Regions from separate parts of the Homo sapiens genome. Here region 1 is linked to region 2. The links are chromatin contacts, found by Hi-C or POLR2A ChIA-PET in ENCODE. All regions are on one chromosome and are shown on one strand. The core of a region is the stretch at or near the end of the contact, and the rest is flanking DNA. Distances in the headings are between cores, read along the strand shown. Region 1 overlaps DBP (D-box binding PAR bZIP transcription factor). Region 2 holds the start of SULT2B1 (sulfotransferase family 2B member 1).

What was found. Hi-C counts contacts between places; a loop is a spot of excess contacts on that map. ChIA-PET counts read pairs that join two places held with the same protein, here RNA polymerase II (POLR2A).
Region 1: a loop to region 2 is called in a map of Caco-2, with 8 times the contacts of the local background. The contact joins the enhancer-like site here to the promoter of SULT2B1 in region 2. A Hi-C loop is called at or near these places in 1 of 168 maps with a recorded cell type or tissue (Caco-2). POLR2A ChIA-PET finds 5 or more read pairs at or near these places in 4 of 52 experiments (BJ, CD8-positive, alpha-beta memory T cell and WTC11).

What each region holds. Positions count from the first base shown.
Region 1 is chr19:48,631,369-48,635,773 of GRCh38, reverse strand. DBP (D-box binding PAR bZIP transcription factor) reads left to right here. Exons shown (of 4, transcript NM_001352.5): 2 at 1-194; 3 at 2,119-2,330. Among named protein-coding and RNA genes, the nearest start is that of DBP, 3.8 kb to the left of the region's middle. RefSeq lists silencers at 24-333, 1,044-1,223. Within about 2 kb of position 2,537, at least 15 of the 41 ENCODE cell types and tissues checked have a DNase peak (open chromatin) inside an H3K27ac peak, as active enhancers do.
Region 2 is chr19:48,550,898-48,555,495 of GRCh38, reverse strand. It overlaps SULT2B1 (sulfotransferase family 2B member 1), which reads right to left and starts at 3,324. Exons shown (of 7, transcript NM_177973.2): 1 at 3,173-3,324. The coding sequence starts at 3,243. RefSeq lists a silencer at 1,170-1,464 and enhancers at 653-1,591, 3,380-3,904.

The DNA of each region.
Region 1 (4,405 bases), core at 1,288-3,787, 81 kb before region 2:
GGACGCCTTCCTGCTGGAGCACGGGCTCCCGCCCAGCCCGCCGCCCCCCGGTGGCCCGTCGCCGGAGCCGTCGCCCGCGCGGACGCCCGCACCCTCCCCAGGGCCGGGTTCGTGCGGCTCGGCTTCCCCCCGCTCCTCTCCTGGGCACGCCCCCGCCCGGGCTGCCCTCGGGACCGCCAGCGGCCACCGCGCAGGTGCGGCGAAGGGGGCGGGGCGGGTCCTGACGGGGCGGGGCTTGGACTCAGGGGGCGGGGCTGTGCGACGCTGGGGGCTGGGACCGTGGGACCTGGCTGCGGCCTCGAATTCTGTGTCCAGTTGTCGAGAGGTGTCGTGGGAGGGGGCCAGATTCGGTGTCTCTTAATGGGTCAGGGACCAATGGATCCATGGGGGAGGAGAGACTTGGAACCCTAAATTCCAGGAAGCCTGCCCAATGAGATTTTGTGGGTTTTTCTGTGGGACTTGGGGACAAACGATGTGGATACTCGTGAAGCCAGAACTGGAAGTCCGGAACACCAGAGTTATTTACTGGGGAGTGGACTGACCCCCGAATCTGGGCCCATAATCGATGGAACTGGGATAGGACTGGAGCCCCTAGGTCCTTTACAGGGGCAAAGGCAAAGGAGAGGCACAGAATTCTGTTTACCCAGGACATAAGAGACTGGCAGCCCAGGTCCCTGGGTCCCCCAGTGGGGCGTGCTGCAGCCCCGGGTCCCAGAGTTCTTCAGAAGGGAAAACGTTAGGGATGTTGTTTCTGGATCCTCCAATTGGGGCTGGGGCCAAGCTTCCTATATTCCTAGGAGAGGCCTGGGATCCCAGAATCGTGGTAGCCCAGTGGCGGGGGTTCTGGGAAGGTCCAGGAGGCCGATGCTCCCCGGAGAGCAGGGGGTTGGGAATCTTTGGAGGTTGAGTGGAACTAAGTGACTGGAAGAGCAAGAGGAAAGATGTTTCCCTTTGGGCACATTGAGGTCTCCAGGGACGGACTGCAGGTCGGGGATTCCTGGGCACACCTGCTCCAGGTCCGACCTCCGGGCCGAACCAGGGCCCTACCCTTCCCAGCGGCACATTCCTGCGCCACGTGAGTCCTCCCATCCCTCCTCCGCGCTTCGCGCAGGCGCCTTCAAGCGCGAGGGGGGCGGGGCCGGGGGAACGTGAGGGCGCCGATGGCGGGGGCCTGGGAGGAAGGGAGGAGGAGGGAAGCAGGCGTCAGCACGTGACTCGGCCCTGAACCTGTGTCCTTAGCTGGCCCCGGCTGGCTGGTGCTTAAAGGTACAGGCGCCTCCTTTCGAACCAATCTTCTGGAACCTTAGAGCAGCTTCTCCTCCTCTTTCCAGCGAGTAGCTCTTAGACTCTAACTTGAGAGCTTTTCAGTGCAGTAGATTCTTTTTCTCTGGACAGTCTGGGGTCTAAGCTTAGGTCGTGGATTCGGTAAGTAGGATTCAGGCTAGACTGTGCATCTGAAGTCCTGAGGTTTTAGAAGCAATAGCCCCATCGCTTCTCGGCCTTTTGGCTAAGATCAAGTGTAGAAGCAATAGCCCTGATTCGTGTGTTACCTAGGGCAAGTCAGTTATGACTGGGACTCAGTTTCCTTGTTTGTAAAGGTGGATATGGCTCCATGATCTCTAAGCATCTTTATGGCTTAGGGGAACCTTCATTTTTCTCGTTATTTTGGAGACGGAGTCTCGCTCTGTTGTCCGGGCTGGAGTGCAGTGGTATGATCTCAGCTCACTGCAACCTCCACCTCCAGGGTCCGGGTTCAAGCAATTCTCCAGCCTCAGCCTCCCTAGTAGCTGGGCTTACCGGCACCCGCCACTACACCTGGGCAATTTTCGTACTTTTAGTAAAGATGAGGTTTCTCCATGTTGGCCATGCTGGTCTTGAACTCCTGACTAAAGGTGATTCGCCGCCTCGGCTTCCCAAACTGCTGGGGTTACAGGCGTGAGCCACTGCGCCTGGCCAAGGGAACCTTCATATTTTATATTAGGGAGATTAATCCCTGGCCGAATTTATGCTAGATCCCAGAAGGACTTTCCATGTGGCTATGATACCACAGCAAAAAGTAGCTTCAGGAAACCCCCTCCTTAAAATACACACTCAGCTGACACGTGCTGTTTCCCCAAGGCCTGACCTCTCGGGACACACCCAGCCCTGTGGACCCAGACACCGTGGAGGTGTTGATGACCTTTGAACCCGACCCAGCTGATCTTGCCCTATCAAGCATTCCTGGCCACGAGACCTTTGACCCTCGAAGACATCGCTTCTCAGAAGAGGAACTTAAGCCCCAGCCAATCATGAAGAAGGCAAGAAAAATCCAGGTGCCGGAGGAGCAGAAGGTGAGCAGAGCTGGATGTGGGAGATAGACTTGGCTGGAGACATGCCCCACAGCCAGGGAGGGGCCTTTTCTCACAGTCAAGCCTGGGCTTCTCCTTGGGATTAGTGCTCAGCCTCTCCTGGCCTGCAGCCACAGATTAGTCCTCCTTGGCCACGGGGCACAAGGGGGCAGGGGCCTGAGGTTTATAAAGACAGTGTCAACTGGGCGAGGGGCCTCACTCGTGTAATCCCAGCATTTTAGGGGGCTGAGGCAGGAGGATCTCTTGAGCTCGGGAGTTCAAGACCAGCCTGGGCAACATGGCAAAACCCCATTTCTACAAGCCACTTGGGAGGCTGAGGTGGGAGGACTGCTTGTGCCTGGGAGATTGAGGCTGCAGTGAGCCAAGATTACACCACTGCACTCCAGCCTGGGCAACAGAGGGAGACCTTGTCTTAAAACAAAAGACAGTGTCACTGTGGGGTGCTGACTCAGCCAGCTCTGCTAGGTCTACTTGTAGAGACTTGGAGCTTCTCCTATTACTTGGGTCCAGAGCTCCACCAGGCACACTTGCAAAGGACAGTCTTCCTTTGGCAATGGGATATCAGCCTGTGGCCTGTCTCTCCTTACTCAGCAGGCCTTTGATCTCTGATGTGGGACTTCCTTTGGAGTGATTGCATTTGGCTAGGATGAAGACTGTGCCAGCCCCTTTAGGCCTTGTTTCCTGGGCCTGGACTTCTCACTGGTGGGAGACTTCAGGCTTCTGTTAGCAGCCAGTGCCACTTTCTGATTTGGGGTGATTTGAGCAGTCATTGCATCTTTGCATGATTTTGTTTTTTGCCATTACTGGAGTCTTCCCTAGCAAGAGTTGCTTGGGCTTCTGTTACAAGACTTTGTCATTCCGGGCCAGGCGCGTTGGCTCACGCCTGTAATCCTAGCACTTTAGGAGGCTGAGGTGGGCGGATCACTTGAGGTCAGGAGTTTGAGACCAGCCTGGCCAACATGGTGAAACCTCGCCTCTACTAAAAGTACAAAAATGTTCCGGGTGTGGTGTCTCACACCTGTAATCACAGCACTTTGGGAGGCCGAGGCGGACAGATCACGAGATCAGGAGACCATCCTGGCCAACATGGTGAAACCCCGTCTCTACAAAAAAATACAAAAATTAGCTGGGCATGGTGGCACTCATCTGTAGTCCCAGCTACTTGGGAGGCTAATGTAGGAAAATCGCTTGAACCCAGGAGACGGAGGTTGCAGTGAGCCGAGATCGCGCCACTGCACTCCAGCCTGGGCGACAGAGTGAGAACTCCATCTCAAAAAAAAAAAAAAAGAACAAAAATTAGCCGGACATGGTAGCGGGCACCTATAATCCCAGCTACTTGGGAGGCTGAGGCAGGAGAATCGCTTGAACCTGGGAGGTGGAGGTTGCAATGAGCCGAGATCATGCCACTGCATTCCAGCCTGAACGACAGAGCGAGACTCCATCTCAAAAACAAACAAGACTTTGCCATACCCTTGCGTAACACATAGCTACTTGAAGCACCTAGGACTGGCCTGGAAGTCAGATCTACACCAGTGGTTTCTCCTTCTAGAGGGCCCTGTTGCTAGGGACTGGATTTACCCTCACAAGCAGGAACTGGGCTTTAATTAAATAGTGGAGTAGAGAGCATCTTTCTGAGCCCCGTGGTCCTTGGTTACTAAGGAGGAGTCTTCCTTAGGAACCAACTTCCAGGATGGGAGGACTTTAGGTATAATCCTCTGGGGAGGTCTCAGGATAGTCCCCTTTCCTAAGAGACAGCTCTTCTCTCAGTCAGGTCCTACTGGGGAGGAGGCTATTCTCTGGCCTCAGTTCAAGGCCAGCAGGTCAGAGGCTGGCCACAGTCATTGAAACCACTTAGACCTCACTTTTGTTTGCCAAGGATGGATGAGGTTGCCTTGGCAACCAGGTCAGAAGGCCCCAGCTCTGCGAGGATTTTATGGGACACCAAACCCCATCACCAGGGCACCAAGCTTTCCTTAGCAACCAGGATCTGGAAAGGCAATGTGCAGGGCAGGGCAGTGCTCTTCATTGGGAGAAGCCCTCAGACCATGAAGGCCTTG
Region 2 (4,598 bases), core at 2,075-4,574:
AGAGAGAAGATGTCTCTGGGATCCCTATGGAAGGAGCCAGATAAGCAAAGGCACTGTGGCAGGGAACAAGCGTGGCCAGGGAATTCAAAGTAATAGAGTAGATAGGCCGGGCACGGTGGCTCACGCCTGTAAGCCCTGCACTTTGGGAGACCAAGGCGGGTGGATCACCTGAGGTCAGGAGTTCGAGAACAGCCTGGCCAACATGGTGAAATCCTGTCTCAACTAAAAATATAAAAATTAGCCAGGCATGGTGGCGGGTGCCTGTAATCCCAGCTACTTGGGAGGCTGAGGCAGGAGAATCGCTTGAACCTGGGAGGCCGAGGTTGTAGTGAGCCGAGATCGTGCCACTGCACTCCAGCGTGGGCGACAGAGTGAGACTCCGTCTCAAAAAAATAATAGTAATAATATTAACTGGGCGCAGTGGCACGCGCCTGTCATCCCAGCTACTCGGAGGCTAGAACCTCAGAGCGCCCGCTTCACCTCCCATCTGGGCTGAGTCTACCTCCTGGATCTCGCTCCTTCCTGGTCTTGCTCATCATCCCTAAATTCCCTGTCCAGGGCATGATAACAGTCAGGCTTCCCTGGTTCAAATCCTGGCCGTGCCCTGCTTGGCAGCTGTGTGACCCTAGGCAAGTTACTCAACCTCTCTGGGCCTCATCTCTGACACAGGATGACAGCAGTCAAAGTGGGTTCATCTCAGATGGCTGTGAGGATTAGATGAGGTAATACACCTGAACCTGGGAGGCGGAGGTTGCAGTGAGCCGAGATCGTTCCACTGTGCTCCAGCCTGGGTGACAGAGCCAGATTCAGTCTCAAAAAAAAAAAAAAAAAAAAAAAAAAAGCAGTAGAGTAGCTGGAATGCAGGTGAGGAGGCTGGGGGGGCGGGGTGGGTGAGGGCTGGGCGCTGAGGAATTCACTGGATGGCTGGGAGGAGGGGAGGAGCAGCCTGGGACAGCCAAGGCTGGAGTGGTGAGGTTGGGGGGAGATGAGGAGGCCTGAGCTGGGGCTGTGGCAACCGAGAGGAAGAACCAGGGCAGAGAGTCAGGGGACAGGGGTGGGGGTTGGGGACTGACAGGCTGGGGGCGAGCAGAGGGGGAAGTCGGGGCCAGGAGAAGCCCTGTGGATCTGAGCCAGTGATGGGGAGGGGACATCCCTGAGATGGGCAACCTGGGAGGAGGTGCGAATCTGGGGGGGTACGTGGCGTATCTGAGGGGGTCTGGGAGGGGCACATCCCGAAGGAAGTGGGCCCCAGGGGGATGCTCCAGCAGGCTCGCTGGGGAGAGGCACGCTTCCAGGCCTGGGGGATTCCAGAAGTGCCTGGAAGTTTGAGGTCCTAAGGGCACCCCCCCAGGGCTCTGCAGCCATCAGGGCTGGAGGAGTCTTGCAGGGGAGGGCTATTCTCCCCCACGATGACGAAACCGAGCTTCGCAGAGGGTCAGTGACTAAACCAAGGTCACCCACTTAGCGAGGTCACTCAGGGCGTTTTATGACCAGCTGGCAGAGCCGTCGCGGAGATAAAAAAAAGGCTCCCAGGTGCCTGGCTGGGGTGGGGGTGAGGCCTTCCCAGAGGCGGGAACCCTGGAGGCGAGCTGGCTTATCTGTTTATCTCTGGAGAGAAGAATTGCAGAACTCAGAAGTCCTGGATTAGACAATGTTGAGTAAAGAATGCTGGGGCCTCCCTCACGCAGAACTGGGCCAGCCTGGTCACAGCTCTCAGCCCAGGAGGCCCAGAGACATCAGGAAGCTTGTCTAGGTCACACAGCAATCAGGATTGAACTGCTCCTGTCTCTGGAGTCCCAGGCACCCAGGAAGGCCTCTTCATGCCCCAGCTTCTGGCTGAGGGAGGGGAGGGGAGGGCCTGAAACAGTGGAATGAAATGAGGCGGCCAGGCGTGGTGGCCCACGCCTGTAATCCCAGCACTTTGGGAGGCCGAGGCAGGTGGATCACCTGAGGCAAGGAGTTCAAGAACAGCCTGGCCGACATGGTGAAACCCTTTCTCTACTAAAAATACAAAAATAAAATTAGCCGGGCATGGTGGCGGGCTCCTGTAATCCCAGTTACTTGGGAAGCTGAGGCTGGAGAATCACTTGAACCCAGGACGCGGAGGCTGCAGTGAGCTGATATCGTGCCATTGCACTCCAGCCTGGGCAACAAGAGCGAAACTCCATTTCAAAAAAATAAAATAAAATAAGAAAGGAATGAGGCAACTGGGCTGAGAACAGGTCTTGGTTGTCTCCCTCCTCACAGCCCACGGTGGCTGGAGGGGCCCAGGCTGCCAGGAAGGTCTCACTTGGCAAGAGTGCAAGATACGAGGGGTTGGAGATTGTCTCAGCAGTTTGCTGTGTGATCTGGGGCAGGCTGCCTGCCCTCTCTGGGCCTCTGCGCTCCCCTAAAAGATGGAGCCACGGGGAGGGGTGTAAAGGGGACATCACCAAGGCTGTGAGGAGCAGGAGAAACCACAGGCTCTGGCGTGAGACAGACCGGGTTCAGATTTGCTTCTAGCTGCGTAATTGCGGTCATGTCGCGTTCCCTCCCAGCCTCAGTTTCCCCATCTGGAAAGCAGGTACTGTCAAAGTGTCTGACTCATCCCCAGGAAGAGGGAGTCACGCTGAGCTCATGGAAGTGGGCAGTGCTCTGCCCTAACCACTGTTAGGAGACCTGAAGAGTCCAGAGCCTGCCCTCTCCGCCCCAAGTGCCCTAGAACACAGCTTCTCCCTCTGGGGGTCTCAGCAGCATCCCAGTCTCTCCCATTTCACCCCCAAGCACCCCCGTTATTTCAGGGCTTGCATGGGGTGTCCTGGGTACTACAGGCTGTTGTGTTTCCTGAGCAACTACTATGCACCAAGCTGCCTGCTCTCTTCCACTGCTCTATCAGGGAGACACAGGGCTTGTGGGCCCCTTTGACAGACAGAAAAACTGAGGCCCGGAGAGCGACAGGGACACCCCAGGCATCCCCACTGGTGACTCAACACGGTCGGGTCCTCACTCCCTTCTCAGGAGGGACCTATACACCACACTGGATGCCCCAGCCCAGCCCAGCCCCTCCAGCTAAGTCTGGGCCAGGCCTGCGGCTGCGGGTGGCTGGAGGCCACCCTTGCCACAGTCCCCGGCTCCCCCAAACAGCCACCTCCTCCCTGGGATCTCCTGGCTCCTGCCCAGGTCTGGGCCTCACCTGATTTCCGAGATGTCATCTTCATAGGTGTCCCACAAGCCCGGGATCTGGGGCTCGGCGGGCCCGTCCATGGCAGGTGGGTGAGGGTGGGGAGGGGAGGACGAGCAGGGAGCAGGCGGCACAGAGGCCAGGTGTGCGCAGCGACAGCGTCTGCCACCTGGGGAGCCCGCCAGGTGCCTACTCCGTGCCCGGCCCAAGGGGAGGGGCAGCACCCAGCCGGTTCTCCCAGCTGCTACCCACGCCTCCAACAGCGGGGAGAGGCCAGAGGGAGCCACCCTGCTCTGAGGGCGGGGAGGAGCAGTGATGGGCACGTCCTGGCGTCTGGTGCTCAGCTGGGGGCAGAGTCCAGGGGGTCAGTGCCAAGCCCACGCCAGAACCTTCCGGGCTGGCAGTTCTGGGCCTGTGGGCACCCACCTGGAGCCCACGTTGCTCATTTGGGAAATGGCGCTGATCTCGCCCATCTCAGCGAGTTCATTCATTCATTCATTCATTCACTCATTCATTCCTTTATTCATTTGAGAAATATTTACTGAGCATCTCCTGTCTGCCAGGCGCTGTTCCAAGCACTAGGCCACCGCTGGGGAAGGGGCAGACAGAAACTTGCCCTCACGGGCTGACGCGTAAGGGGCACCCTGGAAACAGACACAGGGACAGAGGCACAGCCAGGACCACGGCAGCACAGACAGGGCGGGAGCCAGGGAGAAAGGGAGAGGGCAGAGGGCATGGGAGACAGAGACCAGGAGGGGACTGAGATGCACAGGGGCCAGAGACCTTGAGAGACGCAACAGAGATACACGGAGGGCGGAGACAGAGACACACGGACACCCAGAGGAGACAGAGACACACAGGGGTCAGAGACCCTGAGAGACCCAGCAGCGATATACAGAGGGCAGAGACAGAGATACATAGAAAGGTCAGGGACAGGGAGAGACACAGATATGAGAGACAACTGCCAGATATGGTTGGGCGTGAGAGTCTGAAGGTCACAGCCCTGGTTCAAATCCCAGCTCCAGTGCCTCCCAGCTGTGGGGCCGGGAACCATCTTGCTCATAGGCTCATCTTGCCTTAGTTTCCCCATCTGTGAATGGCACCCATCGGGCTGTTGTGAGGACTGAGGGAGACACTCTCAGCTGCTGGTGGAGGATCTGGTACACAGTGAGCTCAGCATAGACGGTGTTCTCTTCTCTTCTGCCCCCACCCCAAACCCTGGCCCTCCCCAGCTGTTGGTCCCTGACCCCTCAGAGTCCTGGAGTCATGAAGCCAGTCTCCCCACCAGTGGTGGCAGGTGCCTGTAATCCCAGCTACTTGGGAGGCTGAGACACGAGAATCGCTTGAACCTGGGAGGTGGAGGTTGGAGTGAGCTGAGATCACATCACTGCACTGCAGCCTGGGCGACAGAGAGAGACTCCATCTCAAAAAAAAAAAA